3 separate regions of the Homo sapiens genome follow, and all the other regions are linked to region 1. A link is a loop called in an ENCODE intact Hi-C map of the cell type or tissue named here. Cell type or tissue: heart left ventricle. All regions are shown on one strand. Links, peaks and the distances in the headings refer to the core of each region. The heading gives the core; the rest is flanking DNA.

Evidence for each region. Peaks named below come from ENCODE experiments on the same cell type or tissue, not always from the same donor. Only the 100,000 strongest peaks of a DNase experiment are listed, where the experiment ranks them.
Region 2: a loop joins it to region 1, with 2.1 times the contacts of the local background. A loop is called at or near these places in 8 of 110 quality-filtered maps.
Region 3: it touches region 1 in a loop (1.9-fold over the local background); 9 of 110 quality-filtered maps call a loop at or near these places.

The regions. Positions count from the first base shown.
Region 1 is chr18:36,539,915-36,550,247 of GRCh38, forward strand. All of the region lies in intron 5 of FHOD3 (formin homology 2 domain containing 3), which reads left to right. Among named protein-coding and RNA genes, the nearest start is that of FHOD3, 250 kb to the left of the region's middle. In heart left ventricle, for the core only: no CTCF peak of the experiment used is centred there; a DNase peak (open chromatin) is centred at 4,617; H3K27ac peaks cover 2,763 bases.
Region 2 is chr18:36,469,370-36,480,205 of GRCh38, forward strand. All of the region lies in intron 3 of FHOD3 (formin homology 2 domain containing 3), which reads left to right. Among named protein-coding and RNA genes, the nearest start is that of FHOD3, 180 kb to the left of the region's middle. RefSeq lists enhancers at 1,298-1,854, 4,281-4,330. In heart left ventricle, for the core only: no CTCF peak of the experiment used is centred there; no DNase peak of the experiment used is centred there; H3K27ac peaks cover 1,728 bases.
Region 3 is chr18:36,480,802-36,491,637 of GRCh38, forward strand. All of the region lies in intron 3 of FHOD3 (formin homology 2 domain containing 3), which reads left to right. Among named protein-coding and RNA genes, the nearest start is that of FHOD3, 190 kb to the left of the region's middle. In heart left ventricle, for the core only: no CTCF peak of the experiment used is centred there; no DNase peak of the experiment used is centred there; H3K27ac peaks cover 2,191 bases.

The sequences.
Region 1 (10,333 bases), core at 494-8,493:
ACATCCCTTGAAGCCTTGGACTCAACAAAGAGAGGCCCTGAAGAATTAAGTGGGCTCTCTGCTGCCTCTGGCTTCATGTCGCCTGTATTTAAATCATGATCCCTTTCATCATGTTGTTCCAACAAGCATATTTTCCAGAGATCAAAGCAGATTCCTCGATGACACACATAAGAAATGCAGGCGTGGGGTGGAGGTGACATGAGATATTAGACAGGTTTGTAGGGCCTTTAAGAGGGGAAAATTCTGCATCTCAAGAATGCCCAATTCAGCCAGGTTCCAATTATGGTGGTAATGTCACGTGTCAAAGCAGTGATGTCTAATTATTTACCTTATTTATATTTGTCAGCACACAGAGCAGCCAAATGTAATTCCTTCAACATTTCTTTTTGGAATGACTCTCAGAACTGTGGTGACTGGAAGTTAGTAGAGTAAATGCCTCCATGAACAAAGACGTTGTGTTTCCGTGTCAGACATCCTTGTGTCTAGAAGGTGGGCTTGCTTAAGCTGGAGCTAGGGCTTTCGTAGACAGTTTGGAGGTGCAGTTGGGGAAAAGAATGCTCATGGTGCCAAATGCCACTTAGCACTCCTAGGGGACTTTTGTTTAAATTAATGCATTTGCAGTGATATATGTGACAGTGCTGCTATATCCAGGTCTGCTTCTTCCTGACCAGGTTCTACTTAACTCAATGGCACCCAGTGATTTAAGTGGGAATTGGGAGAGGGTGAGATAGAAGAGTATAGGGGGAGAAGGGAGAGTTGTACAAAGTGTGAAAAGGAAGGGTGATTGACTGGAAAGTGTGATTCAAGGAAGAAGGTGGAAGTCCCTTATACCAATTCCTGGGCCTGTAGTTAATCCATCTGGCATCTCTGCTTCCAGGGCCTATGTTGTGGGGCAGGGCACACCTAATCCCATTCATACTTACATTAGTCTTGACTTCCCCTAATCCTCTTCTCCATATTGGTGTACCCGCAACAACAGTAAATGTGTTTGGTTCTGTTTTGTTTCTTTTCCTGTTAGCATAGCCTCAAAAGGAGATTATTAAAAGAAATGTTGGGCTGGGCGTGGTGGCTCATGCCTGTAATCCCAGCACTTTAGGAGGCCGAGGCAGGCGTATCACCTGAGATCAGGAGTTAGAGACCAGCCTGGCCAACATGGCTAAATCCCATCTCTACTAAATATACAAAAATTAGCCAGGCCTGGTGGCATGTGCCTGTAATCCCAGCTACTCTGGAGGCTGAGGAAGGAGAATCACTTGAACCCGGGAGGTGGAGGTTGCAGTGAGCCAAGATCGCACCACTGCACTCCAGCCTAGCGACAGAGCGAGACTCTGTCTCAAAAAAAAAAAAAAAAAAAAAAAGAAAGAAAAAAGAAAAAAAGTGTTGGCAGGGCGTGGTGCCTCATGCCTGTAATCCCAGCACTTTCAGAGGCCAAGATGGGAGGATTTCTTGGGGCTAAGAGTTTGAGACAAGCTTGGGTAACAAAATGAGACCCTGTCTCTACAAAAAATAAAACAAAATGTGGTCCCAGCTTACTCAGGAGGCTGAGGCACCAGGATCCCTTGAGCACAATCCTGTCACTGCTCCAGCCTGGGCAACCGAGCAAGACCTTATCTCTACAAAAAATGAAAAAGAAATGATGCTATACATTTATTTTTTTGCTTTCAATTTTAGCAATCAAAAATCTAGAACAAGATATAAATGTATGTGTTTACTCCTTCCAAATAAAGTGGAAAGTGAGTAGTCAGTAAAATGCAGAATGAGCCCAGGACGTTAGGATAACAGGGAGGTTGTCATGCAGTTGAGGTTCTGGGTCCATGATTTCCTATAACCTTTTAAAAGTTCAACCTTTTAAAAATTGGCATTTAACATGCTTCTCTATGGGGCAGAATTGGAATGAACCTCAGAATGGAACTGAACTAAATCTCCAGCTTATCCCCCTTGAGAATTCTGAGAAGGTAATGCCCTTTCTTCTAAGTACTCAGATCTTCAGATAACAATGCTTTATGCTTTTAAAGTACTCTTTGCTGGTATACTAGCCCCAGGGAGAGGTAGATTTGTGCCAGCATCTAAGGCTCCCAGGAAATATTCACCCTTGCCAGTCCAGTCTTCACCAGCCCCACATCAAAGCTGTTTTACAAATGGGAATTTGGATCCCGGTTTATAACAATGGAATTAAAAGGCCAACCTACCATGGATATAGCTATGTATAATGTAGATGACTTTAATGTGTTCCTTACAGCTCTTTGGAGAGTGAGTACCATCTTTGTCTTTTTATGAAGGCAGATGTTTTGGGCAAATTAAATGGATCAGAGCTAGATCCCATACAGGAAGCATCACCCATCATGATGTCCACGGTTAATGTGTTTTTCATCTCATGGATGTCAGGGGTGGGGGTAGATGCCTTTATCTCTGTTATGAACTCAAATCCCTTCAATTTATCTTTATTTTTAGGGATTTAAAAAATTACCATTAATTTGAGTAAAATTCTAATAAAAACAGTAGATGGCCTTTTAATACTAATATTTTCTACAAGTCAAAACAAAAAATTAAAGGAAAGGCCACTCAATTTCATTGAGTATTCTGTATTAGGTTTCTTGGCTCCAGCATTTAAATAGCTTTTGCTTGCTAAATATATAGGGTATTCTCTGAATTATCTTTTTATTGTTTCCCAAAATCAACTTGCTGAAAAGGAACTATGTTGGAAAACAGTTACTATCTTAAAACACTTTTCTGTTTTCAAAAGTTTGAAAAAAATGGCATATTTAAACAACAAATTCTTAAACTTGAGATTCATATGATTTCCTTTTAAAGGGGATGAATTTGCAAATTGCCAAAGATGGTTTACAGTGTCTGACTTGCTGGGACACCTGTATTTGCTAAGAGAAATGTTATTTAAAAAACACCTAATATATTTGGAAGCACAAAAAAAAATGACGAAGGGAAAGTGGGGTGCATTAGCTCCCTGTGAGGGTCATTTTTATGTATCAACTCAGCTGGACCAATGTCCCTAAATATGTGGTCAAACATTATTCCAAATATTTCTGTGGGGGTGTTTTTGGATGAGATTACATTTAAGTTAGTAAATGTAAGGAAAGCAGGTTGCCTTCCATTATGTGGGTGAACCACATCCAATCAGTCAGAAGGAATTTTGCAAAAGACGGTGCTAAGACTGCAACAATGGGTCCTTCCTGAGCGTCCAGCCTGACAGTCTTCAACTCCAAATGTGGTATCAGTTCTTTCCTGGATCTTCAGCCTGCCAGCCTACCCTGCAGATCTTAGACTTGCCAGCCTTTATAATTGTGTAAGCCAGTTTCTTAAATCTATATATAGTGTGTATATATACATATTATATGTATGTCAATATACTTTATATAAATATGTAAGTATATATTTTATGTATATATGCATACATTTCCTATGGGTTCTATTTCTCAGGAAAATCTTGACTAATACATTCCCCTTTCAGAGAGATCCACTAGCAGAGAAATTTTTGGTCAAGAAATTTAATTGCATGGTGTTTTCCTTGATGGCCTGGTTGGACCATACGCTGTCATATATGTCCCCTTCTTTTGTCCAGAAAAGACAGTGCTGGACAGTCAGGAGGAACAGCCAAGAAGAAACCCTAATCAGTCCACCTACGATGAACAAAATAGAACATTCTTGAAGTTTCCTGATGCTAAAAAACCTTTTAAACTCAGCTGGCCTGAGGTCCTGCAGACCCAGGATCCCTGTCACCCACTGGGGATGTGAGGTAGAGGAGCAAGCCCCGCGTACTGGCCTCACACTGAGGCCCAGTTGAGCTCCAAAATGGGACAAAGTACTGTTTTCCCTAAAACTTGTTCTCTTTACTCTTCAAATCAGCATTTGGTACTACTGCCAGTGCCAGTGCTGGTGCTGAGTGTTTCAAAAACAGTTCTACTTCTTAAAATAAAAATGTTTATGGAAAAAAGATCATATTTCTAATCTCTTTCAGTTATTTCTGCGGTAGAAGCTAGGAACTTCGTATCTGAACACCCAGATTAATTGTCCTTGGAGTGGGGCAGACAGTAGAGATTGAATGTAGCTGTAGCAAGTTAAATCTCCAAACAAAACATGTAAGATGGTTTTAACATCTTATATAGGCTTCTGGCACAAGGTATGTGTTCGTTAAATATGTCACATGAGTGAGAGCTTCTTGGAGTGCTCCCTGGAGAGGTGGCTGAGTGTATGTGTTTCTCGGCAGTATCATCATTGAATATTAGAGCAGCTGCGGGTTAGAAACGAAGGCAGGGCTTCTGGGCAGACTGCCTGGCAGGAGAGATGCTCTCTGCAGAGTTAGTGCCGGGAGCTGGTGCCACCTCCCCACCCGATCTCCCTGAACATGTGTCTCATGCAGGGCCACACTTGGACCACTCAGAGTGGTCAAGGGTGAAGAGCACATGCTGTTTGCTTGTTCTGTGTTGACTTTCCTTTTTACTTCTTGTTTGTTACCTGTCTAATTGCCTCTGGTCTGTGGGTAAATGCTTTATTAGTTGGGGCCAAAGCCCAGGCATTCTCCGGGCCTACTGAATCAGGCTGCGTCTCCAGGGAGCTCACAGTGTGAGGTGCCTGGGCACGTGAGTCACTGGGCTGGGTGGCTGCAGACTCCCGTCACGGCAGTCGGCTCCCTCACTGCCTCTGGACTTGCCAAAGTTTTGTTGAGGTGGAGAGGTCGCCACAGGCTGAAAGCATTAAGGAGAACCACCCTGGCATGCGGAGCAGTCGGTGTGCTTTGGAGGAAAACATACAAACCAGGTGAGTGTGTGTGGACAAGCTGGGGCTTGGCTGCCAGATGCCGCCCTCCCCTTTCTGGTGGGACTGCTCAGGGACATCTCCTCCTCCTCTCTTAACATCTTCCCAGGTGTTTCTTTGAACAGAGCAATGGGTACTTTTCCAGCAATATAAAAAGCTTTGAACAGAGAAATTTTACAGATGGTATTAACTTTTCAAAAATTAGACAAACAACCTAACTTCAGAAGTTGGTATTTCTTACATTAAAATCCTGGGAAAATTAAATATTTTGCCACTAGTTTTTACATCTCTAAAACTAGGGTAATACTGACTACCTGGTGTTGGCCATGAAGAGTCAATGAGGCAATGCTTGTAGATTAACTTCTTGTAGATTGGTAGTGTAAACTTCAGAATTTAAAATTTATCCATGCTCACCCTCCCTCCCTCTCCTTCTTTATCTCTCCCCCTCTCTCCCTGTCTCCTCACCTTTGATTTAAGTCAACAAAAATTCATTTTGTGCCCCGTGTGCCAGGACTGGGCATACAGTGGTGAACAAGACACACATGGCTCTGCCTCATGGAACTTTCCATTCTGGCCAAGATGATAGACAAGGAACAATAAAGGATATATGTAATAATGACAGCTGGTGATAACTGCTGTGAAGAAAAGTAAAGCAGGTGTGAGGCTTCTAGAGGGTGGCATGTATAAGGTGGGCAGACACTATTTATACAGGGTGGACGAGGAAGACCTCTTTGAAGACGTAATGTTTCACCCAAAGAATGGAGCCAGCTGGAGGTAAATCTGCATCCAAAATGTAAAAAGCAATGGATTAAGGCATTCGAAGCAGTTTCTGAATCGTCAGGAACACTGTTGATAACATGTCAGTGTTATCAGCTGAGGGATGATTATCATGAAACTTTTTAAGTTCTAGAATTTCTAAATATCTGTGTGTGTGTTGTATGCAGGGAAAGTGCATTTTCCTCAGCATGGATTATGCTTTATCTCTGTCTGTGAAAACACTGTTGCGAGAAGCTCAGCTCAATTTAGCAGAACATAAGTGGAAAGTAGACATTTGAACGATACTGATGGTTGATTTCCATTAAGTAGGAATTGAAATGAACTGTTGAATTGTTGCTTTTTGATATGTGGAAATGAGTAAAAACCTTACGTATCTCTTGGTCTTTAAAGAAAATCTACTTTGATATAAAAATTCTTTTTAAAAAGTTGGCTTATACCCCCACAACTATCAGAAATGCAGCTAACAGAGCTAGCAGTTTGTAAGGAGTTACCTTGGAAACTTCTTTCCTAGAGAGAACCCTCCACATGTAATGTACGGCTTGCCGTTTGGAAAACAACCAGTATGAAATCCTTCTCGAATCTGTGGGTGTGCCAAGGCAGGCTTTTCCTCATGGAGAAGTAAGTGCTGGTGCTTTAAGGGAACCCCTTTTTCATAGGTGTATGGGAAGAAGAAATCCCTGTCAGCCTGCATTGGCTCTGGCTGGTGTTACATTCCACCGCAGTTCATCTTGAGATGTTTCTGGCAACCCTCTGTTTTCAGTGCTACTACAAATAGGGACTGTTTACCACCCCTGGTATGTACTAACTGCTAAGGTACTTAATGGCACCTTGGCCTTTTTTATTCCACATCTGTGTTTTGACTCATAGTTCCTTTTTTTTGTCGCAGTTCCTTACATGTGTACTTTAGAGTTTTGATATTTCATTTAAAAGGTTGACCTGGGCCACCTTAAAGTGACTTTATGTATGTTTGCAGTATTTAGTTAGTTTAAGCTTTAGTGTAATCAACAGAAAATGGCTATCTTAGCGGCATATTAATTTTTCAGGTGTTAATCTTTTGTTTTCTTCAGAGACAGTGGTGTTAGTGAGCGACTCTAGGAAGTTCCCCTTGTTCCGTATCCAGCACCAGGAAGGGAGGGTGTCAGGCTGGAATGGTAATTAATGAGAGTTCAGGTTTGTCTGTCGCAAGATGAGGCAAATGTTTTTACTTGCACTCTGGGATCTCAAGTGCACTCAGATGGATGGGTGTTTTGGTTCACGTTCTGGCATTCCCACTGCACATCATGCATTTGGAGTGATGTTACCAGAGCTGTGAGGGGACACAGCGTAGGCAGCGTGTGGAGTTTAGCAGGAATTTCATGGTAACACAGAGCACTCACTTCACGCTTCTTTACGGTCTCCTATGTTGACTCCCTCAAATCATCCATTCTTTTTCCATTTATGGGGTAATCAGCATAGAACCTCGAAGCAAGTAGTGAGATCTAAGGGCTTGAAAGTCAATGTGCCCATGACATTTGGCTTCAGACTAGAGCATCAATTCACACTGCCTCACAGCGCTGACCCCGCTGAGGGTGGAGTTGGCTCCATCTGCCCTAAGCTGCCCCCTGGGAAGGTCCTGCATCCTGGCCCTGTGTCCTGCCGCCTTCAGGGGCAGGTTGGAGCTGGGCTCTGTGCTCCTGAGTGGCATCCTTGTGGGGACGAAGGACATATGAGAGTGTGGGTGAGGAGAGGCCAAGCTCCTGGCAGCACCAGGCCGGCCTGTTCCTAGGTGCGCATTCCCAGGTTCGAGGCACTGACTTGAGTGGAAAGTTTCTCCTTCCCATCTCTCTCCAAGGCCATGGTTGCACATCACCACAGCCGAGACTCACAGGAGAGCCACCAAAGGCAGAAAAGGGTTTTATTTTTCCTCTTTTTTGAAAAGTAAAACCAAAAAAATTCTTGTTTTTCTGTGAGGTAGATTTGTCACAGGTTAAACCATCTCATTTTATATTTTTAGTAGAGAAGGGGTTTCACCATGTTGGCCAGGCTGGTCTTGAACTCCGGACCTCAGGTGATCTGCCTGCCTTGGCCTCCCAAAGCTAAGATTATAGGCATGAGCCACCGTGCCCAGCTGTAACCATCTCATTTTAAAACCAAGGACAAGGAACATAAGCATTTATGTTCCTTCAGAATACAATAAGACAAAAGGGAACAGAACACGGGAGGGAGGAAACCTTAGAGAAATTCGGGAAGGAACGTCGCAGTGTCTGTGGGAGCTGCTCACCCGCAGATCGTTGGAGGCAGCCTGTGTTCTTCACACCCCACAGCCACCTTGTCCGCTGCCACTGTGAGGCGCCTGGGTAGCCAGCTGCTTCGTGAGGTTGGTTGTTTTGAGCTAAGCCTGGAAAGAAAACAGGATTAAAGCAGAGGAGTAAGATTGGGTTTGATTAATGTTTAACACAAAACAATTTTGGGCCTGGCACAGTGGCTCACGCTTGTAATCCTAACACTTTGGGAGGCCAAAGAAGCGGATTACCTGAGGTCAGGAGTTAGAGACCAGCCTGGCCAACATGGTGAAACCCTGTCTCTACTAAAAATACAAAAATTAGTTGGTCGTGATGGTGCATGCCTGTTATCTCAGTTACTTGGGAGGCTGAGGCAGGAGAATCGCTTGAACCCAGGAGGCGGAGGTTGCAGTGAGCCGAGATCGTGCCACTGCACTCCAGCCTGGGTGAGAGAGTGAGACAATGTCTCAAAAACAAAAAAAAAATTCTGTACATTCACTCACTCAGCAAAAATCAGTTGATAATCAACAACTTGCCAGGCACCGTGTTTAGCTCTGGGAGTGCAAAGATAGAGTCAGCAATTTATCAATTTGTTATGGTGATATTTCCTGTTAGTTTTGTAGGGGACTTATTTTTCTCTTTTGTTAGGTTCAGCCGTTGATTTTAAAACAGATGCTTCTGATCTGTGGGTGAATGTGCCTTTGAGGTATAATTGACAATAATAATCTGTACATACTTAAGGCATAAAATCTTGATATGTTTGGACATACGTGTACACAGTTGCCGCCATCATCACAACCAAGATAGTGGCTGCATCCAGTACTCCAGAAAGTCTGCTTCAACGACTTGGGATTCTCTTTTATCCCAATGCCACCCATCCCTTCCCCAGGCAACCACTGATCTACCTTCTGTCACTATGCATTAGATTGTATTTTCTACAATTGTGTATGAATTGGATCATACAGTACATGTCCTTTTATTGTCTGGCTTCTTTCACTCAGCATACTTCTTTCACACGTCGCATGGTCTTCATAGTTCATTCCTTTTCATTGCTGGGTAGCTTTCCATCATCTGGATATACCAGAGTTTCTTTATCCATACATGTTTTGGTGGACATTTGGGTGTTTCCAGTTTTAGACTATTCAAAATAAAGCCTTTGTGAACATCAGCGTACAAGTGTTTGTATGGAGATGTTTTTATTTCTCTGTGGTAAATACCTAAAATGAAATTGTTGAATCATAAGGTAGGTATCTGTTTAGCTTTAAAAAATACTTCCAAACAACTTCCAAAGGAGTTGTACTATTTCATATCCACACTAGTGTTGTATGAGAGTCTAGTTCATCTACATTCTTTCCAACACTTGGTGTGGTTAGTCTGTTTAATTTTAGCCATTCTACTAGGTAAGTAGTGGTACCTCACTGGGGTTTTAATTGGCATTTGCCTAATGACTAATGATGTTGAACATCTTTTTTATGTGCTTATTTGCTATCCATCCATCATCTTTGGGTGAATTGTTTGTTCAACTCTTTTTGCCAATTTTTAATTGGGCTTTCTGTTTCTTATTTGATATTATTGTTTTTTAATATTTCTCTATTACTGAGTTTTGAGTTCTTAAATGTTCTAGATATAAGCCTTTTATCAGATATGTGATTGCAAATATTTCCCCCAGTCTGTAGCTTATTTTTTCATTCTCTTAGCAGGGTTTCATTCTCTTAGTTTCAAAGAGCACACATTCTTAATTTTGAAGAAATTCAGTTTATAATTTTTTTTCTTTTATGGACCATACATTTAGTGTCAGATCTAAGAAATCTTTTTTTTTTTTTTTTTTTTTTTGAGATGGAGTCTCGCTCTGTTACCCAGGCTGGAGTGCAGTGGTGTGATCTCGGCTCACTGCAACCTCTGCCTCCCAGGTTCATGCCATTCTCCTGCCTCAGCCTCCCAAGGAGCTGGGACTACAGGCGCCCTCCACCATGCCTGGCTAATTTTTTTTTTTTTTTTTGTATTTTTAGTAGAGATGGGGTTTCATGGTGTTAGCCAGGATGGTCTCGATCTCCTGACCTCATGATCCGCCTGCCTCAGCCTCTCAAAATGCTGGGATTACAGGCATGAACCATCACGCCTGGCCATGGCCAGATCTAAGAAATCTTTATCTAACTTAAGGTCACAAAGATTTACTCCCATTTTTTTTTCTAGAAGGTTTTAGTTTTAGGTTTTAAATTTATAACTGTGATCTATTTTGAGTTAATCTTTACATGTAGTCTGGATCAAAGTTTTATGTCGTTCATTTTTGTTGGCCTATGTGTAAACAACTGTTCCAGCACCAACTATTGAAAAAATGATCTTTTCTTCTATCTTTTATTAGCGAAAACTTCTTTAGTTTCCTTAGTATCTAGAGAAAACTGCCTTTTCTCAGAGACTGAATTGTCTGTACATCTTTGCTAAAAATCACTTTGTGTGTGTGTTTGTATATATATGTATATATCACTTGTGTATATATATATATATAGGCCAGTGGTAGACCATAT
Region 2 (10,836 bases), core at 1,780-9,779, 69 kb before region 1:
TCGCCGAGCTGCCCACTGCAGTGTAGACAGTTGTCCTGCCCGGTGCTCCAACTGGGAGGTGGGGTGGGGGCTGCAGAGCATTTGTTGCTCCCCTGATCCCATGTACAGCAGGCTGGCTGGGCTCTCTTCAAGGTATTCACCATATTATCCTTTGGTAGTGGGAGTTCCAAAGTGGCATGTTTAGGACATGAAAACCCAACTGCTTCATAAGCTCTCAGAAATCAAACCCTTTGACATCAGCTATCACTCGACCAAGAGGCAGCTGATGCTGGCACAAAAATAACTTGGCAGGCATGTCAGGCTCGGCAGGGGGTTGTGAGGCCTCATCACCTTTGGTTGGATCTCAATGTGAAACCAGCTGGTGCTCTGACCAGGATTTAAGGGCGTTCAAAGTTGTTCCGGAGTTGTGGGCGCTAGCAAGCCCTAGGAAAGTTGTTGGAGGGTTAAGGGGGTGGCGGCGGGGTCTGCGGGGGAAGCTCCAGTCCTCTGTGGCTAAGCCAGGATAAGCATTATTATTTCCACAAATCAAGCCACGTTCATGCATAGTTCCCCTTGTGTCCTGATCTATGTAATTATGGAATGCATATGTGTGGGAAGGAGTCTTTGGAAAACCGGTTCCTGTTCTTCATCAAGAGGCTGACCTAGAAGTTTAGGAAATTGGTTCATGGGGAAATTCTGTAGCAGAGAGCTGGCAGGAATTCCAGATGGTAGGAGAGCGGGGTGCCCGAGGCAGGCAGGGGCCATGCCTGGGCTGCCTTGTCCTCTGGAGCAGGTCCTAGGAACGTGGCAGTTAGCATACCCTTGTGAAGTCTGGAGGCCTCCGGGGGGTTTCTCTTCTGTACTGAGCAGACCCCCATCCGGTTTTGCTCACCATTGTCTGCCCAATGCTGAATAGATGCCTATCACACAGAAGATGCTCAATAAATATTAGTGACATGAATGAGTGTCCTATAGTCTCCCTGGCCTCAGTTTCCCCAGATGTAATGTGAAGGAACTGGATTAGCTCAGAGGCAAAGGATTTTACCGTTCACGTCTATGACGGTTGTCTTGTAGTGACAGGAGAGCTTTGTTGAGATGTTTCTGAAGCCAAGATTTGGCATGGAACTGGGGGAGGGAGTGGAATAGGATACACCAGAGTTCTCCCTAATAGGACTTTCTCACGTCCTTGTGCTCACTAAAACCTATATGGTTGTATAATTATACAATATGTGTGTAATTGTATCGTTCTAATAGAGTTTTAGCTGGTATGGAGCTTGATAGTCTTTACAGATACTGGATCCAATCATTGGCTTTGTTTGTTCCCTGGTGAGCAAAATGATAGTAGCCACTCTGCCTCTGGGGGGCAAAAAGCAGACAAATTTAGTTCAGGCTCAGCTCAGATTCCCGCTCCGCGCTGGGATATTGAAGTCCTCACTGGCAATAAGGGATAAAAAGGTTGAGGCAATGGAATTGGAAATGAAATAACAGACAGGGAGCCTGGCAGGTGGCAGCAATGGTGAGTTAATGGTAAGTAACCCGCAGCTTCGCCCCTGGACTGATGGTGCCTTCCGTGGGGTCTTTGCTCCCAGCTGAACTGGGACATGATGGCACCTGTGTGGGTGGCCTGCTTTACTCCTCTAGAGCAGAGACCTCAGGGCTTTCATTCCTGGCTTTGAACGCCCACAATTACTCCCACATGGCTCAGGGATCGCAGTGTCCCAGAGTTAATGATGCAAATGCAGCTGTGCCCTAAAACAAAAGGCAGCGGGTATGCGCTTTGGAGAGGGCGTGCATTTGGGAAGATGAGGATGCTCCTCCTGGTACTCTGCCCAGCCCACAAAGCAGAGGAGCATGAGCCCGTGCCATGTGAATGCTGATAGGAGTGTCCTGAGCTGGTGAACACCATGCTGCCACCTCTCTGAGGTGCAGTCTCTCCCTGAGGCCCCACACCCCAGCTCTGGGTCCTGCCTGACCCGAGCCAGCTTGCATCCTGCTTTACTGTCTGCTTTCTCAAGGTTTCCTGAGGCTACACCTCCTCCCAGAAGGCTTCAAAATTGTTATGCGTGGATATCACCCCTTTGTTTTCCTTGGTCACCCTGTGTCCACAGCAAGTGGTTGTCGATCGACTGCCCTGCCCTGGTGGCCCCTGGACTTCTCCTGAGTACTGGGCTCACTTAGAACAAAGAGAAGTCCAGGCAATTAGGATCAGAACAATGGTCTATTCAGCACTTCTCCAAGCAAAGACTCCTTTTGTCCAGAGTGCTGACTTCGGAAAGTTCTTCTTGAGGTTTTGGTGTAGGAAATTAGAATCACCAGGGCAAAGACAGTAAAAGAGAACTTCCCTGTGGGAAAATGACCCTGTTTAAAGGTAGTTGGTTTTCTGCTACTCACACAAATGCTTGTCTGTCTATCCACAGAATAAGTGATACTTTCTTTGCAGCACGCGGAAAGGTTTTTTGTTTCAGGGAAGCAGCTTCCAGGGCACAATTTTGTTTCTATCCCGGGGACGTTTCACATAAACGAGATGATATGAGTAATGATTTTCATAGTGTTTGTGGGCAATGACAAAATACCTGTGAAAGAATCCAATCCAGATGGAGAACCAATTGTTATTTCCAACCATTTTAGTTCCCAGGGTTAAAGTCAGCAAATACTGGCTGAGAGGATAAAATCCTCAAACTCAGATAATGATGTTGCTTGAAAAAATGGAAGTCTCTAACCAAAACTGAAAAGAATATTAATTGCAAATTCCACTTCTCCATAGTGCATACTTTGCTGTAATCTTAAATATATAAGTTACTTGGCCTACATGATTTCTATTAAGATGCAGCTTTTATAAACTTTCGAGTATGAATTAGCATCTGGTGGTGTTTTCGATGAATACTTCTGAAGGCTTTGTGTGAGGAAGCCTGTTAGGGTAATGGCAACCTCTCTCTCACAATAGTCCCTTGTAGAATACTCCTGTGTCATCCCTGTTTTATGGATGAGAAAAAACCAATTTGTCTAAGATCAAATATTTAACATGTGAAGGAGCTAGAATTTTTAAACAGCTTATTGAGATATAATTTACATACCATAAAATTCTCCCTTTTAAAGTGTGCAATTCAGTGGTTTTTAGTAGATTCACCAAATTTTGCAGCCATTGCCAGTATCTAATTCCAGAACATTTTCATCACCCCAAATAAAAACCTTATACCCACTAGCAGTCACTCCTCATCCCCATCTTTTCCTCCCCAGCCCTAGGTAGCCACTGATCTACTTCTGTCTCTGTGCTTTTGCCTGTGCTGGACAATTCATATATACAGAATCATATAATATGTGGTCTTTTGGGACCGGCTTCTTCCACTTAACATAGTGTTTTTTCAGCTTCATCCATGTTGTAACATGTATCAATACTTCTTTTTTTCTACTGCTGTGTAATTTTCCAGTGCATGTATATGCCACATTGCATCTATCCATTCATCAGTTGATGGACATTTGGGTTGTTTCCACTTTTTGGCTATTATAACACTGCTGTGAACATTGAAGGGGCATAAAGAGCTGGAATTTGAACCACTGTGCTGTCTGCATGTGATTGTTGTGAGCACTTTGCATCCACTCCAAAGAGGTAGAATTTTACAACAGGTAAGATTCTACAACAGCTCCTTTGACATGACCAAAGCCCATCCTTAGCCTCCTTCATTTGAAGGCAAAACACAAGCCCAGTGAAATGAAATGAGATGTTTTAATCTTGGCTACTCCATGTGTGGTCCTTGGGCCAGCACCACCAGCTTCTCCTGGGAGCTTGTTAGAAATGCACCACCTGTCCGTAATCCCAGCACTTTGGGAGGCCGAGGCTGGCAGTCACCTGAGGTCAGGAGTTCGAGACCAGCCTGGCCAACATGGTGAAACCCTGTCTCTACTAAAAATACAAAAATTAGCTGAGTATGGTGGCACACGCCTGTGATCCCAGCTGCTCAGGAGGCTAAGGCAGGAGAATTGCTTGAACCCAGGAGGTGGAGGTTGCAGTGAGCCAAGATTGTGCCACTGCACTCCAGCCTGGGTGACAGAGTGAGACTCCATCTCAAACAAACAAACGAAATGCAGCACCTGAGACCTGCTGAATCAGAACCTACATTTGTCACCCAATTCCTGATCCCTGGGTGATGAGTTAACTCATTGAAGTTTGAGAACTGCTAGTGAGTCACACAGCTAGGGCTAGAGCCCTGATTCCCAATTTCAAGTTGAGGGGAATTTTTATTCCTCAGTATCACTTCTGAACATGTTCAGAATGCATTTTTCTATAAAATATTAATAACTTCCAATAACTTCCTCACTGCATCAAAACATGAGATATGGAGACACCAGCTTTTCCACACTGACTCAGTGTAAGAAAAGAAACTGAAAGGAAGATATTTTCACATCATCTTTCATCATTCTCAGAGTATGTTACTAAGCCTTCAGGTCCCCTGTGCCAGTTGTGCTTAATCTGCAACATTTCCATAGGAATATATCATTGGCTTTGAGAATGCCTTGGCAAAGGAGGCTTTTCACTCCTGAACACACTTTTTGGGAAGCATCCTTGGGTATTAGTAATATACTTGGAACCTGTTTGGGGAAACATATCTGATCCCAGCATTGCTGATCCCACATCCCACCCTTCCTGTAGGATATGCTCATATGGCAGTGACATCCAGGTTCTCTAAGTAGTTGATTCTTTTACTCCTGACTTTCTTCTTCCATTGACCTTGAACAGTTTAAGTTGGAATTTAGAAAACAACATTCCTTCTACTACTTATGCATCATAGAACAGTAAGAAGACCTGGAAGGGACTCAGATCCTTAAAGTATCTTGATTTGGGGTTGATGTTACAAACCAGGGACAAGTAGACTCCAAAAGATTTTCCTGTCCTTTTATTTTACTGACTCCTCCACCACGTGCACAGGAACATGGCTCTCTTCTTTTTGTCCCATAAGTTGGTTCAGTGCCTGCAGGAGGGATATGCGCATGATGGTGGCAGTATGGAATGGAAGGGAGAGAATAAGGATTTGGACATCAATGCTACATCTATAGATTTTGGCAAATACTTTAAAGATGGTTCTTGTCCTATCTGGCTTCTGTTTGGGCCATGCTCTAACAGTTGTGATGTTGAGTTTTTAGAGTTGGAGGCAAACTGCAAACTGAGGGCTAGAGCTGTTTCCCTGCAGCTGGAGGCTTAGAGCCTGGCAGTCCCTGGAATCAAAGGAGGGATCAGGAGGGCCGAAACTGGAAAGGTCCATATTTGAGGAGTGGTGGGATACAGAGTGAGGTAGGGTGGCGGCAAGCCTTGGAAACCCCACGGAAGAAACATGGGTGGCTAGGGTCTGGCTCAGTTGGTTCAACAACCACACCTCTTAGATCACCTTTGCGTTAGACTGATGCAGCCTGAGCTCCTGGGGCAGGAGCGGTTCACAGAGCCAAGAAGCCCCTTGGCCATGGCTGGGAGTAAATTCCTGAGGCCTGGGGCCCTCTGGCTGGAATGAGCCCTCTGGACTTTTGAAAGTTTGGCCGGTTTCCCTTTAAGCTGAAGTCAAAGCTGCCTGGGGTACAGGTGACTTTTCGCTAGTTTTGGGCTCAGCTAGTTTTCAGGGTCTTTTGAAGAGGTTGAAAATACACACATACACACACACACACACACACACACACACACACACACACACACACACACTCTGCAAAATTTAATGCCTTCTACTTGGAGAACAGAAGAGCTTGGACTATTTCTTTCTTGGCTTGTTTTATCTGTAAAGTGTTCTGACTTGCAGGACGAGAGGAAGGTTGTGCATTTCCTGGCAGTGTTACTGCCTACCCCAGAAGCCCACAGGTGGTTCATCTCCCCAGTCAGCCCAGATGTGGCTTTTCCCCTTGTTTTGATGGACTTGGGTGCTCACCTGTCTTTGGAGCTCTTAGCAGCTTGGTGTCACTCTAATGGCTAACCTACATGCAGAGATGGTGTCCTGAAGGACCCTGTAGTTTGGCTGCTGGCATTTTTGGCCATCCTGTGATTCCTTTGGAGATCTCCACCAGGGTTATTGTTTGCTGTGACTGCCATTCCTCACTGGCTGCTGTCTTTTTAAATAGGTAGTTCAAGCAGTCTGAATCTCCTCGTGGAGGGGTTGGGTGCGGGGTGGGAGGTGGGGTGTGGTGGTCAATAAACACAAAAGAAATTGAGAATTCTAATGGGAAGGACTTGCCATCAAAATCAAGACCAATAAAGCAATTTCTGAGAAACATTCCCTAAAATAATTAGGTACAGAAACTGTTACTCATGCTGCTTAGTTTAAATGTATATATGATGTTAATTTATTCATTTAACAAATAGAGCAATGTATACCAAAATCTATAGAGGTGGGATTACAGGAGACTTTTACTTCATATATAGAAACATACACACACACACACACACACACACACACACACACACACACACACGCATACATACATATATAATTGTAATTCTTTTTTTTTGTAAATTGCAGCATTTTTTCACAGTGCGAATGAATTGCTTTTGTAATCAAGAACAGCTACACATATAAACTAATGCTCTAGAAAATGTTATCTAAAACCTATGAGCTGTAAAAAATGTTGACAAAATGTACAATTACTAGGTATTTTAGGAAAAATATGACCCAAAGATTGGTCAAGAAATGTATTTTTAAAAGCATTTCACTAATATAGTGATTATTATTATATTGAATTTATGAAGCTTGTTCATTTGTTTACTCATTCATTCCATCAACCTATTACTCCTCTGCTGAGCCCTGTTTTTTGACAGGCACAGTGCTGAGTGCGTCCCAAGGATGCTGAAGTGCCCTGGTTGTGGTGCCTGGCCTCCCATGGCATATGGTTTTGCTGGCTGCGACAGCTCCTGTTCCGCTGGGTGCTGCTGTAAGGAGCGTCTCACAGGCTGTCAGAGGGCCTGAGAAGCAGGACCATCTTTCCCAGGGGCATGGAAGGTGATGCCAGCAGAAGGCAGGAAGGAATCTCTTTATTCTACCAACTTACATCCCTTGGCTACAGGGTTCAGGACTGTGGGATGGGGCCTGTTAGGCTGCACCAGGCGAGCTCCTCATGCCCACAGAGGGCAGGCAGGGCAGCAGAGTGAAAGAGTGAGCTGGGAGGCGGGGAAGGCATCCCATCACCCTAAGACCTGTGGGTGCAAGTTCTCTGTCTTTTGGCCCCCCATAGTCAGGAAAGGGCCGTAGGATACTCAGTGCTCATTATGTTGAAGTCAGCTCTTAAGCCAGTATGAGTCACTGAATCCTCACGATCAAAGGCAGTAATTTCATGTCGATTAGCTACTTCAAAGCAAGTCATGGGAAAAATTAGGAATCTGGAAGCAAATTGAATTATACATCAAAGGAAAGCAATCTCTTGACCTTTCTTCCTCCCCACATCAACTGTTCTTAAGTGTAAAGATCCAAACTGGGTATAGTCAATTCAGTGTGGGGGCATGAAGGTCAGTTAAGCCAAGGGACTCTTTGAGCACTTTCTTTACCAAGGAATGTTCTTGGAGCTGCTGGAATATGGAAGAAGCATAGGATGAAGATCTTGTCAGAAAAGTACTAACCATGAATTGAGGAAGTAAGACCTGCACACAGTAAGACTGCCATACAGTGTCATAAATAAATGGGGTGATACAACTTGGTGTGCTGTGAGACCTGCAAGAGGAGGAAGACCATGTGGGCAGGAGTTATCTGGTGAGGGTGGATTTCATGGCAGGTCCTTGAAGGTGTGTCCAGTTTGGAGAGATAAGGAGGAGGACAGGGACATCCAGGAGAAGGTGAGGAAGGAGGTGACCTGTGGGGTGTGCACAAGGGTGGTCAGACCTGTCTCCTTAGTTGGGGCAGGAGGGAGATGAGGTTGGGATGGTGCAGTTCCTGAAGCTGGATGGAAGCATTTAGACTGGGGCAGGAAACAGAGTCAATGATGGTTTATAAAGTGGGGATAATCTGATGAAACAAATATTAGGGATTAGCTTGGTATTGAATATTAATCACTTTTCATTGAATCTTAGGCTTAAAGCTCAAGGGAAGATAACTGAGACCCAAGAAGTCAAGTGACTTTTCCTGTGACAGGGAAATAGCCAAAATGTGTGTGTGTATATAAATCCACTCACCCACCCATCCATCCATCCATCCATCCATCCATCCATCCATCCATCCACCCACCCACCCACCCACCTACCTACCTACCTACCTACCTACCTACCTACCTACCTACCTACCTACCTACCTATCTACCTATCTATCTATATCTATTTATCATCTCACCAGTCTCTGGAAAAATACATGGAATAATAAAAGGAATGTACTAGGACTAGGTACTGTACCAGGTGTTAATGGGAGACATAAAAGTACAAGTCTTAAATCCCTGATAGCCCTGAGATGCTACAATCCAATTAAAGGTACAAATGTATGACAAGTGGGCAACACAGAGACAGTGAGCTCACTTGGCAGGGTGTGGTTCTTGGCACAGGAAGTAAGGGAGCAAAGATGGCAGAGTCTCTGGACTGGGATGGTCAGGGAAGACGAAGAACCACGGCATGCAGTGCTGAAAGGACTGCAGAGATGTCCTGGCCCAACATGTGCACTCCATGCCTCTCAACAGGTGGGCAGGATTTTGACAGACTGAAAGAACAGAGCTCTGGAAAGAGAGGCAGGAGGCCCCAGGAGACAAAACATGACAACTTAGATAGCAGGGTCTGTTCAGGTGGCAGCGAATGATGGTAGTGGGGGTGTCATTTGAGCAGAGGGTTCTGAAAGGTGAGCAGTAATTGGTTGTTGTAATGCTTGGGTGTTAATGAGATATTTAAAGGTTTTTAATGCTACTTTTCTGTCACCTGTGATGTTGGCAAAATACCTTAATCCAGGCCATTGTCACATCTTTTTTTGATGAATGTAGCACTTTTAAAATAATTTTTAAGTTTTGTGAGTACACAGTAGGGGTATATATTTATGGGATATACATGCGATATTTTGATACAGGCATAATCACATCATGGTAAATGGGGTATCTATCACCTCAACCATCTATTCTTTGTGTTACAAACAATCCAATCATACTCTTCTAGTTATTTTTAAATATACAATTATTATTGACTATAGTCCCCTTGTTGTGCTATCAAATACTAGCTCTTACTCATTCTTTCTATTTTTTTTGTACCCATTAACCATCCCCACTCCCTCTGCCAATGTAGCCTCTTCTTAAACAGGTCTGCCTCCTTCTGTCCACTTTACAGATATTTATCAAGGACCTTGAATCCCTCCAAATGACCTCCACATTGAATGTAGCCAGAGTGATTGTTCTAAAAGGTACATTGGATTGTATCCCACTTCTCTACTTAAAACTGCTTGGTGGCTTTCGGTTACATTTATCTTCTCTTCTCCTTTTTGTTACCCATTAGTCCCAGCCAAGTTACTCCTGGTAATCTTCCACACTTAACTCTTGCTACCTACCCCAATCCTCCCCACCTCCACCCCCTGACTCCTTCAAACTATTGAAGATACTTTGTTATTCTGATCTTCTAGACTAAGACTTGAGTTCTTATTTTCTTCTCCCCTCACCCAAAGTATAAATATCAAAGAGAGGATTCTAAATATACCTTATACAACGTATAAAAAGACAAGATTTGATGGACTTTTATCAACTTCAGATAGTCAAGTGCAAATAACAAGCATGCCAGGTTCTTTTGCATCTCTTCGCTTCCTGCGTGTCCCTTTCCAGTGGCCATTGCTGTGTGTCTTTGTTTTGTTCAGTTGTTCACATGTATTACAGATAAAGTAGGTAACCTCTGTTTTACAGAGATGGGAATGAGCCACATGCATAAATTAATTCTCAAGAAAATGAAAGATTATGCCTTAAATGTGAAAAAATTTAAAGAAGTTTATCTGATTTGGGTGTAAGTCTGACAGGTACTATACATTGCCTTTTTGTTTGTTAAAGGACACTGAACCTATTCATAATATAACCCTTCCTGTGTCATCATAATAAACCCGGGTCCCGGAGTGAGCTGCAATACAGTGGAGCTGTCATCCTTTTTGCCCAGTGATCACTTGTCCAGATTTCCTTGCTTGCTTAATATTAAGTGTGTAGCCATCTATGTTGGTAGTGTCATAAGTTTACAGCTTTTGAAAATTTCTGCCACATTGTAATTGCCTTGCATCTGTCCTAACAGTAGCATGTAAGGAACATTCAGTTGCTCAGGGCCATTTTAGGAATGTGTACTATAAAGTATATATATATATATATTCCAAATGAATGTATTAATATATGATGAATATGAATAGCCATTATTCTTAGACATATATTAAGAACTCTTTGACTATATAGCGTGAATATATTAGATATATTTCTTTGTTTGGAAAGAGCTTAGGAGGGAATGTCTGTAATCAGTAGATCCATAAATGTGTAAAATGGACTGACGAGTCTCATTCCGCTTTACCCTCCATGCTACTGCCCAGGTAGGCTGGCACTGATGCCCTGCCACGCATTTTCCCTGAGAAAAGGGTCCACTCTTCCTGCAACCTATTCTTCCCACAGTTCTTCCTCAGCTGCAGCTTCAGGGGGCAGAATCAGAAGCAAATTAACCATTTCTAAATACTGGCCACCCAGAACTAGGCAGAACTAGCTGTTAAAACAATTACAGCCAGCCAAATTGTTAAGATTTTGTAAATTGTAAAGAGAAACAAATTAATTCTGCAAACTGGGTTTAAGCAAATGTACTTTCTGTAAACTCGCCTGCTTCTATGCAGTGGCACCTTGATAGCCCCGTATAAGACGGTTTATCCCTTAGCCTCAGCCAGTTCTGAGGTCCGGTGTCCACATACCTTTTCCTCCTCA
Region 3 (10,836 bases), core at 593-8,592, 59 kb before region 1:
AATGATCTCAATTAAGGTTCATCACCACATCATGAGTTGCCTCCACATTCTTCTTGCTTTTGTCTCCAAATGGGGATTCCAGCAGTTTTTCCCTTGCCTTGAGCACTTCCTTCTTCATGGCATTAGGAAAGCATTCATGTTCTCTGGAAACTCAGGCCATTTCCAACCACAGTTTTTTTATGCAGTGCTGTAGGCCAGGCTGGGCATATTGGGAGGTGGTTTTTTTTTTTTTTTTTTTTTTGCGTTTAAAGAGCATAACTCATTTTTTAAAAAGCTTATAAGGCATTCTCCAGCTGGTGTTGGAAATAAACCTTAATTTCCCTCAGCTTTTCTCTTTCACTGAAGGAGAAAAGCAACAGGACTGAAGGAAGGAGGGGAGCGGTGGAGTCATTGTTGCTTTCTGTGTTTGTTCTTTGCATCTCTTTTCTTAGTAAATTGCCTCAGGAATTTCTGCAGGCGGCTATAATCTACTCTTGAAAGGCCTCCTTTTGGACCAAGCTCTTCAAGTGAGCCAAAACTCTCCCTAAGACTGCAGGGTTTGGGAGAAGACAATGAAAAGAAAGGGAGTATTACCATATGGTCCTTCTAGTGGGATTGCAAAATTTCCTTAAGTTGCTGTAAAGTGGGGGCTGGGGAAAAGGCAGACAACTTTTTTTTTTTTTTCAGGATAGCAGTCACCACCCTCCCTTCTTCCCACTTTCTCTTTTCACCCCCTCCCCACCCAAGTTGGTTGCAACAGAGCTTTCTTACATGGTTCTGAAAACGGGGACATTTGGGTTCCGTTGGTACCATGGACAGATACCACGCAGACATTTTTCTCTCTTGGTATTTTGAGATAGTGTCTCACCTTGAAATAAACAAAATACAAATGACAAAAATTTGACTTTTATTACCATGGGAATTAATGTTGGAAGCAGGCTAAACACAATTTTTGTATAAACTGTCAAAGACAAAGGTATTTTTCTCTCATGGCTGACATTTTAAAAGACATTCCTTTGCCTCCTACCCATTTAAAAAAAAAAGTCTTTGCACTATTGAATCAGAGGCAGTCTTTCTGAAACTGTGACTTCTGCTGTTAATCTAGTTGAAAGTGAGAACAAATTAATTCATGTTTCCTCAACTCCGAACAGTGATGTAAAGGGAGCTTGTTATGGGTTAGAGTTTTAAGGAATTAGGCAGAAGGTATGTATGTCTGACACCTTATGTCTTAAAGATCCTGAAAATTATTTCAAGCTCTCAAATTATAAAAAAAAGAAGGTGGTGGAAACAGACTTCAAATACCCTATTCATAAGATAAGAGGAAGAGGGAAGGAGGGGGAGGGTACTGGTTCTTTCATTCACCCTACCTATTATGTGTCAGTCACTGTTTAAGGTCTTGGGGATACAGCAGTGTGTAAAGCAGACACAAATCCCTGTTTTTATGGAGCCTACATTTCAGTGGGGGAGACAGCACATAAGGTAAATCAGTAAAATACATAGTGTGATAATGATAAGTGCTATGAGAGAAAAACAGACACGTGCTTCTGAAAGAAGAGTATATTTGGGTGCACGTCTGAGATTTTAGATAGCCAGGGAAGTCTCACCCAGAAGGATCTGGAGGATCAGGGTTATATGAGGACAAGGGGAGAAGCAGGGTGACCACTGCGTGACCCCCCCGCCCCGCAAGGCATGATTGCTTAGGCCAGAAGTGTACCAGGGCAGTAGTAAGAAAGGGTTGGATGTGGGATTCCTTGCCAGATGAGACTGGGAGTATAGTAGGGAGAGGCAAGAAGGCTGGCGACAGGGTTCTACCCTGAGCAACTGATGCAGACCCCGTGGTTCCTCTGCTGTGGGTCTCCAAAGCAGAGTCACCAGGACTTTTTGGTTTGTCCTGTCTTATACTTTGTGTAATTGCTTTCACACTAGTTTGCAAACTCCCTGAGAGCAAGTCTTTTATCTTTCTTTCACACTTCATGGAGTCCAATAAATGTTTGTTTGACTTGAATGGAATTGAGTCTATTCCGAGATCATCCGGTGAACAAACACACACACACACACACACACACTCACACACACACAGAGAGAGAGAGAGAGAGAGAGAGAGAGAGAGAGAGAACGAGAACATTGTAGACTACCTGCCAGGTTTACAATGCATGACTCAACTGCAGTTAAAAATGATAGCCAAGGGCCATGATGAAATCTTTTCTGAGCCAGCCAGACCCATGCCTGTGTGGGCTCAGAATAGTGGGAAGAGAGATGGAACTTCACTTCAAATGCAGCTCCAAGGCTCCCCATCCTGGCTCTGGAGCAGCCAGGAAGACTGCTTTGTGAGTGGGAGGATTGGAAGAATTTGGGATTTTGGGGAATTTTGCCAGATGGTTTGACCTCTGGTGTTTGAAGGCCAGTCACAAAGATTCTACTTTGTAACTTAATCTGGAAGTGACCCAGGTCTTATGGTATGTCCTGAGCCCAGGACTAAGCCAGCAGAAAAGTGTGGCTGATGGAGAGGCAGGAGCAGTGTTGGTTGGCACTGACAGATGGACGGCAAAGCTCCCAGGCACAGTCGGGCTCAGCCAGATGCTCCACTCAGCACAGCCAACCACTGTCCTGGAACCAAGGAGGGAAAGGAGAAGAAGTGGTACTAAGATCCCACCCACTCTTTACTCTTGCTAGCCCAGTATCTTTTTGTGTATTGCTGTCTATTACTTTATCCATCTACTGAGTATTGAAGAACGTGTATATGTCAGAGGAGTCTGCACTCCACTGGCTCTTTATGTTTTATTCCAAGGTGAACAAAACCATAATTAATGCTAGTAAAACACATTACCAAGTATTTTCACATGAACAGGGTAGGTTTTATATTAACCCATTTTTCATATGAAGAACTGGTACAGAGATTGTCATTAAAGGGTGGATGTATGTGCCTCTGCAACCTTTCTGGCCAATGACATATCTTGAATGTCATACATTTCGCCATCGGAGAAGCATTTTGTCATCTCTGATGCTGGTTAATGAGCCCTCTGGAGCAGATGTCGATAGCAGGATTAGAAGCACATGTAATAGCCACTCCTGGCATGGACTCCTTCACATTCAAACTGGCCACCTCTTCAAGCACTGCAGGTGTTAACTACATGCCCCGAGGTCAGTGGTTCTCTGAGCATCCTCCCAGGACCATTCACCAGCTGTGGGGACACCAACTGTGAGTCTGGTAGAAATGCGGAATCCCAGGCCCTACCCCAGATCTGCTGAAGCTAAATCTGTTCTTGTCAAGTTCCCCAGGTGATTGCTGTGCACATTCAAGTGTGAGACGATTAAAGATATCACATACATCAACTATTGTATTTCTGCTAGACTATTTAAAAATCCTATGTGACAGTCCCAGCTGTGGATAATTCTTAGCTGTGAGGGCTCCTTCATATAGGCAACCTGTGCCACTTGTTGCTTCCCTTTTGTTGACTTCTTGACATCTTTTTCTGTTCAATTGTCTAGTTCTTTTAATATATGTCTCAGAAAATGTGTAGCCTGAACCTCCGATGACCTGCTTTGCAATTGAAGGTAGGATGTGCGTGGACTCCTATGTCTCTCCCATGCCACATACCAGACTGGCCAGGGAGGAGCTGCTCTTGAAATTCCTTTTTGGTTCATGGAGATGCTAAAGGTGCTTCTCTGACTTAGGCTGACTTTGCTTAAATATTCTCTAAATATGGTATTAACTGGTGAAATAATACTAAAAATCTAGTAGCCTTAAGTCTCAATGAGAATATAAAAACAGGCCTCCTCATAATTTTCAGACTAGGAAAAAACAAAACTCTGCTTCCTTGCAAAGCAACAGTTTGGGTGCTTGGTTTAGTCCTAATGGCACCTTTCTCTGCAGTCGATGTTTGAGGGAGCCTCTAAGTATGGTATAATGACGGGTGTGCATGTCTCTTCCTGAGGCCATATGTAGACACAGGAAAAGCTCCAGCCCCCCAGGGGGTGTGGTGAAGGCTGGGGCCCTGCTGTCGGACCACAAAGATTACTGAGGACATTTTCCATGCCTGTGGCTCTGGTGTGTGTGGAGGAAGGGGAAGCCTAAGGGAGAACTCACTGGGGCAGTGAAGGCACTGTCCCGGCTGGCTTCCTGTTCCTGGTCTGTTACTGTGCCCCCCACCCTCAGGGTTCTGCAGCTGAATTGCCACCAAGATTGTGGCCCACACAGAGGGTGTGGTCGAGCCAACTTCATTCCCGGTGATCACGTGCTTCTATCTGCTCTACAATGATCTGGGAAGGAGTTGGGGTGTGGGGGCTGCCACTTGAGCATTTGGGGGTGGATGGGTGGTAGGTCTTCACAGCCAACAAGAACTTCATCTCTTGTGAATGTATCTTAAGTTCCCCTTTCCCCACCCATATGTCCTGGCTCTTATCATGTACCAGTCAGAGGTTGGTTCACATTCTCTGCCTGAAATAGTTCCACCAGCGATGAGCCTGCTGGGATCCATGGTGATCATGGTGTTAGAATGGTATGCTCTTTTCCTTGTCTTCTCCTGTCAGTGGCCTGTGGTTGCGAGTCTTTCTTGCAAAGGCTCCCTTGGCTTAGACCTCAGTGTGAATTGATGAAGCCACTCAGAAAGGGAGGGAGGGAGAGTGAGCATGGTGTGCCAGCAAGCCTGTGAGCATGCGCCCACCCATAGGGCCTGTGGTGGTTTCTCTTAGCAGCTCCCAGTCCCTGCTCCCCACCATTCTGTGAAAGTCCAGGGGCTGCCCCAGCAGTTTTCTCTGTGAACTGACTCAGATGAGACAAGTAGACCCCAATGAAGTACCAGTGGAGCTTGTGAGAAGAGCGCCCTTGGTGTTCTTCCTTTTAGTGACAAGTGGCATTATCATGTCAAGACACCACATGCTAGGTGAACCTGAAACCTAGCACAGAGCATGATACATAATGGACAACATCGTGTTGGTTGAGGAAACATCAGGAAAGCATTGCTCAGCCAACCTACCATGAGGGTGATTATTAACTATTCCAGAAGTCAGCCTGTGTCTCTTGCAGAGGAAAGAAATGGTGCTGCCCATCATAGGACCACAAAGGTTCCCAGCAATGCCAGGCTGTCTCACTCTTTGGTGTCTACTGTATGTGTTCCCTCAGCCTGGAAAACTGCACCTGCCTTTATTCACGTGAATTACTGACTCATTTCCCCAGAGTTTACCCAAATGACTAGGGCCCTCCTCTGTTCCATCACTTCCTGCATTAGGCTGCACATATCTACCTGGGACTCTGTCTTTCCTGTTAGACTCTAAGTTCCTCAACACCACCACATTTTTTGCTCATCTTTGTATACTTAGCAGCTGGTAGTGAACACAACAGAACTTCCTCCATTTTCCCATTGGCCACTAAATGGCTGCCGAGTGCAACACTGGCTCTCTCCTGGATGGTTCTGTCTACATCCACCACTTTGGCCCCAACTGGCTTCTCCTCTCCCAGTCACAACATATGGGGGCTACACTTGGTGTTCAGTTTCTGTGTCACCAGCTCACATTATCTGTACTCTATCTCAATGCATTCATGGTCAGTAATGATTTTTGTGTTGCTTTATATTCATAGGATGTTCTTGTTTTTGTTTCTTGAAACAGGGTCTTGCTCTGTCTCCCAGCCTGGAGTGCAGTAGCACGATTATAGCTTACTGCAGCCTCAATCTCCTGGGCTCAAGCCATTCTCCCAACTCAACCTCCTGAGTAGCTGGGACTAAAGGTGTGTGCCACTGCCCCCAGCCCAAAGGATGTTTTATAGTGATCTAAGTTTATATAACATCTTATGGATGGTATTATCTAGAAAGGAAACAAGTTATTTAAGGTCAATATTTAAGAGTTAGAACTAAAACTGAATTGTAGATCCTCTAGAATCAACCTTCCTTTTCTTTATCAACCTTATTGACGAGTAATTCACATGCAATAAAATGCACACATTTTAAATCCAGTTCACCTTTTGACAACTATATCTCAAACAAGACAAAAAATATTTTCCCATAGTTTCCTTCATGTATTTTCCCTATCAATCTCCGCTATTCCCAATCCAGGCAAGCACTGGTCTGCTTTGTCACTATAGATCAGATTTGTCTTTTCTGAAACTTTATGTGAATGGAATCATACAGTATCTGGTATTTTGTGTCTGGCTTATTTCATTTAGCATAATATTGTTAGAATTCATCTAGGCTGCATGCGTCAGTAGTCTATATTGCTGATTAGTGCACCCTTGTATAATGTACCACAGTTTATCTGTTTGCCAACTGATGGACAGTTGAGTTGTTTCCAGTAGGGTGTTTTTAAAAATCATTCTGAGTAAAGCTTCTATGAACCTTGGTGAAATGTTTTTATGTGTGTAAATTTTCATTTTCCTTGGGGAAAGTCCTAGAAATAGAATTGCTGGGTTGAACAGTAGGTGTATATTTCAGTTGATAAGCAACTATCAAACTGCTTTCTAGAGAGGTTGCAGCATCTCACATCCCACCAGCAGAGCGTCAGGTTCCAGTTGTTCCAGGTTCTCCATAAGCTTATATGACCATTCTTTTTATGGTTAGCCATTCTAACATTGTAACATGCAAAACGTAGCCAAGAGATATTAAAGTTCTTGCCTAAAAGCACACAGGCAGTAAGTGCCTGAGCTGTGGTCACCCTGCTGGGCCCCTGAGCCTGTTGCTGGTTGTCCTCCCACTGCATCCTGCCCACTTCTCTGTATGGACCCTTCTGTAACTGTGTTATTCCATGGGAGATGACAGAGGGAAATGGTCAGTTTCATCAGGAAATATACTCTGATTAGGTATTAGGCTCAGAAATATTTATTTAGCTGAGGTTCTAACCCCAGGTTCTCTTTCTCTTTTCTGCAATTGAAGTCTGGCAGAACTTTGAAGCTATATCCACATTGTTTCTTAGTGAGGTTCTCAAATGTGTTGGACTCACCCAGCTGTCACAACAAAGGGGAAGAGACCTTATGTTTGGTATTTTGCATTTTTTTGTTTTCACTGAGACAACTTGCTGGAACTGCATGGCACTCTTGGCTTAGCCCTCCTTACCAGAGGACACACAGCCTGGAAATAAATACAGAGGAAAGTGTCAGGAGGCCACGGAGGATCCACACACAGCTTGTCCGTTTAATGTGTACAAACCTTAGGCTAGGTGTGAATTTGTTATGAGACAAAACCAGTATTTAAGCTGTACTGAACTTGTAAAAATGCCAGTATATATTATTTTACTGTTGTTCTTCTGTTCCCCATTCATTACTGAATAAACTCCCATCAAAACAGTTGTTTTAAATATCCATTCTTTTTTCTGATGCAATTTTCTTTGCTTTATGTGATACTTGCCATAGATTTGTGGCTGTTTCCATCTTGAAGAATACTTAAAGGAAGAACCCTGGCCCCATGGGTTGGGGCAGGTGAACTGCTGAGTTTTATCATCTCTGCACAGTGACATGATTGATGCTGGGTTGTTCCCTTTTGACCCCAGCTAATGATCCTTAACTTCTCTCCAAGGAGTAGATACTCATTTCTTTTTTCTCAAAGTGTTTAGGGCAGAGAGGGTGAACATCTTCCCTATCAACTGGCATTGACCCCGGGAAGGAAGAGGCAATCTCTTTGGGGGAGTGATTGTGCTTTGGAGAGAGACCCCCAGGGCCCAGCTGGGGCCTGTCTGAGCTCAGGGGACCGTCTCACCACCTGGTTAGGAAGACCTGACAGATGACAGGAGGCATCTTATAGCCCTGAGTGCAGTGCCCAGGAAAGGACTGGACTATTCACTGTATGGAGGACATTAGGTATTTTTTAGAAATGTCATTGAGGCCTTAGGGGCTGGAGAGAGAAAGAAAAGTAGTCTTTACTGAGTATCTAGCTTGTGCCAGGTGTGTTTCCAACATGATCATGTTCATCATCACATGGCTTCAGGATGTTGGAATGTGTATTTTAAATCCTGTTTTACTGATCAGAAAACTTAGGTGCAGAGAGGAATTTCCTCTGAAATGCAAATATGGATTTAGGAGTCTGGATGGTGGTATTGTCCAAGGCCATGGCACAGTGGTGCCTGAAATCAAAGTGCAAAGCAGGCACAGGTACAGTGTCAGGATGAGGACTTTGACAGCTGGTGCCATAGATGAAGTAGAGAAAATGGCCCCCAAGAGCAGGTGGGAGACAGGTTCAGGAGCCGAGGGTGGCAGGTTCTTTGAGCTGAGACTGGAGAATGGGGTGCTTAGCAGAGGCCAACACTAGGTCAGTCCTGGCTGCAGTGGGTGCCTCCATAAGAGGGCTAAGTAGTTTTTGCTGTGTGGGGCTGGCTGGGTGGTATGTGGTTGTGGTTTCCAGCCCTTGAGCTAGGGTGGTTTTTGTCTCCTAAATGTTCTCCCCAGAGAGGTGGACCTCACACCCAACTGGAAGGGATGGTTTCCTGTGGATGCTACCAGGAGCCCTGGATGCTTCCAGAAGAGTGAGAGAGAATGGGTTTGTTTGTTTGTTTAGGAAGCCTCCTTTCTTTTTGTGCCCTGCCAGTAGGGGGGTGAGTAGGGCCAGCTGCAGGGCAGTGACAGCCATTGTGCCATGGCCATCTCAGGAGAGGGATGCCCTGTTCACAAGCAAAACCAACTCGGGTGCGTGTTCTTCGTTGTTTTTAAAAGAGAACCAGGATGGGTGCAGTGGCTCACTCCTGTAATCACAACACAAGCCAAGTGGTTTGAGAGCAGCCTGGCAACGTAACGATATCCTGTCTCTACAAAAAATTTAAAAATTAGCCAGGCATGGTGGTAGACACCTGTGGTCCCAGCTACTTGGGACGCTAAGGTGGGAGGGTCACTTGAGCCTGGGAGGTGGAGGCTGCAGTGAGCCATGTTCATACTCCCACACTCCAGCCTGGGTGACAGAGTGAGACCCTGTCTCAAAAAATAAATAATGTTAAAAATAGAACTAGAAAAAGGAATACGTGAGTCTTGAGAAAATATGTAATTCAAATATTTCAACTTAATTTGGAAATTAAGAAAAAGAATTATGAAAGTCCATCACTAAAGAAAATACCTTAAGGTTCTCCAGATCCCTAATTATGGGAAAAGAGAACGTAGAAAGAAAGAGAGGGAGAAGGGAGGAGGGCGGTTGGCCAAGCTATTTTCAGGGCCCAGAGAGACAGCCCTGAGATAGAGACTGAAGAGAGAGGCCAGAAGTAAGTCCCTGGTCACCTGTTTTTCACACTGCTGGCTGCCTCGGGGCAGTTGTACTGCGTTTGAGATGCCACTCATCTGCTTACCTAGGTCAGCAGCCTTTTTAGAGGAACAGCATCACGGTGCTGCCTCCTCCGGGCACCTGTACACAGATCTTCCATGGCTTGGGTGAGCAGTTCAACCTCTCCGCAGAGGGAGGTCTCTGAGGACCCTTTACTCTCTACCATTCTTTGATTCTGGGAGGGAAAATGGCAGGTTTGAAACAGCATTTTGATCTATTAAGTGGCCTTCATCAGCTGACTTGGGCCATTTTGCTTCCACAAAGGGACAATTTTGGAAATGCAAAGATGGGAGCAAATGGACGTGGACTTTGCTGGGGCCCCAAAGCTGACTCATTCCCTCCAATTCAGAGGGAAAAATAGTGTCCTATGAACTAATTCAGAATAGAGGTATAAATGGCTTTGCTTGGGCTTTCCTCCTCAGTAAAGATGAGGATGGGGCCAGTGGGTCCCAAGGTAACCAGACCAAATGGGTGTGGAACTGGGTGGGGCTCAGCAGATGGTAATGACAGGCAAGCAACCACATACATAATTTTATGACTTAAAGTCTTTTGCAGCCTCTTGGTGAATAGCTCTTTGAAGGCCATTTGCCTCCTGCAATAAGTGGGGAGGGCTCCTTCATTTGACACCTTTCTGGGTTTCAGCTCCTGCAATACTGGGCTGTCCTCTTTGTTGACAAATCATCATCTCCGCCAACTGTAAGCTTCCTGAAAACTAGTGCTCTGCCCCATGCATCATTTTACTCTCCCATTTGGCATAGCCCTTGTTGCAGAATGAATGGTCAGTGATTGTTTGAAAGAAGGAAAGACAGGAGGAGTTAGGATTGCCTGCTGAAGGTAACAAAGAAGCATCTGGAACATCCAGTGTCCTAAAAATTACTTGTACCCTTCCCTTTAGGAACTCAGAGTAGATACAGATGTGTCTGAAGCTCATCTATGGAATCCCGGGTTAACTCACGCCTTAGAACACATACACTTGCCCATCAGCATGAACACCAGGCACCTACCCCAGCCAGACACTGCCAGGGGCTGGAGGGAAACCACTGTGGATGAGAGCTGGCCCTGGTGTGGGGAGATCACAGAAGTGTGCATGGACAGATAAGCGATGATTCATGGCAGAAAATGCCAAATCCCAGGCCTGGGGCTGCATGTGTTTGCGGAAGGGGTTGTAAAGAGTTGTGCCCTCCATGAGCCTGGGGACTCTCCCACTTCCTGTAGGCTTGCCTTTGGATATAATTTTTTAAGCAGACTTCATTTTGGGAAAGAGTAGTTTAAATTTTACAGAAAAAAATATTGGGCAAAAATTTGTTCCCATATACCCCCTCAACCTTCTCCAATTTCCCATTAGTAACATCTTGCATGAATGTGATACATTTGTTATAACTGATAAACCAATATTGGCAGATAGTTATTAAGTGCAGTCCATACTTTACATTAAGGTTCACTCTTTATGGTGTATATTCTATGGGTTTTGACAAATGTATAATGGTACTATCCACCATTACAGTATCATACAGAATAAGAGTTTCACTGCCCGAACAATCCCCTGTGGACCATTTGTTCATCCTTCCCTCCCTCCTCCAAACCCCAGGCAACCACTGATCTTTTTACAGTCTCCACGGTTATGCTACTT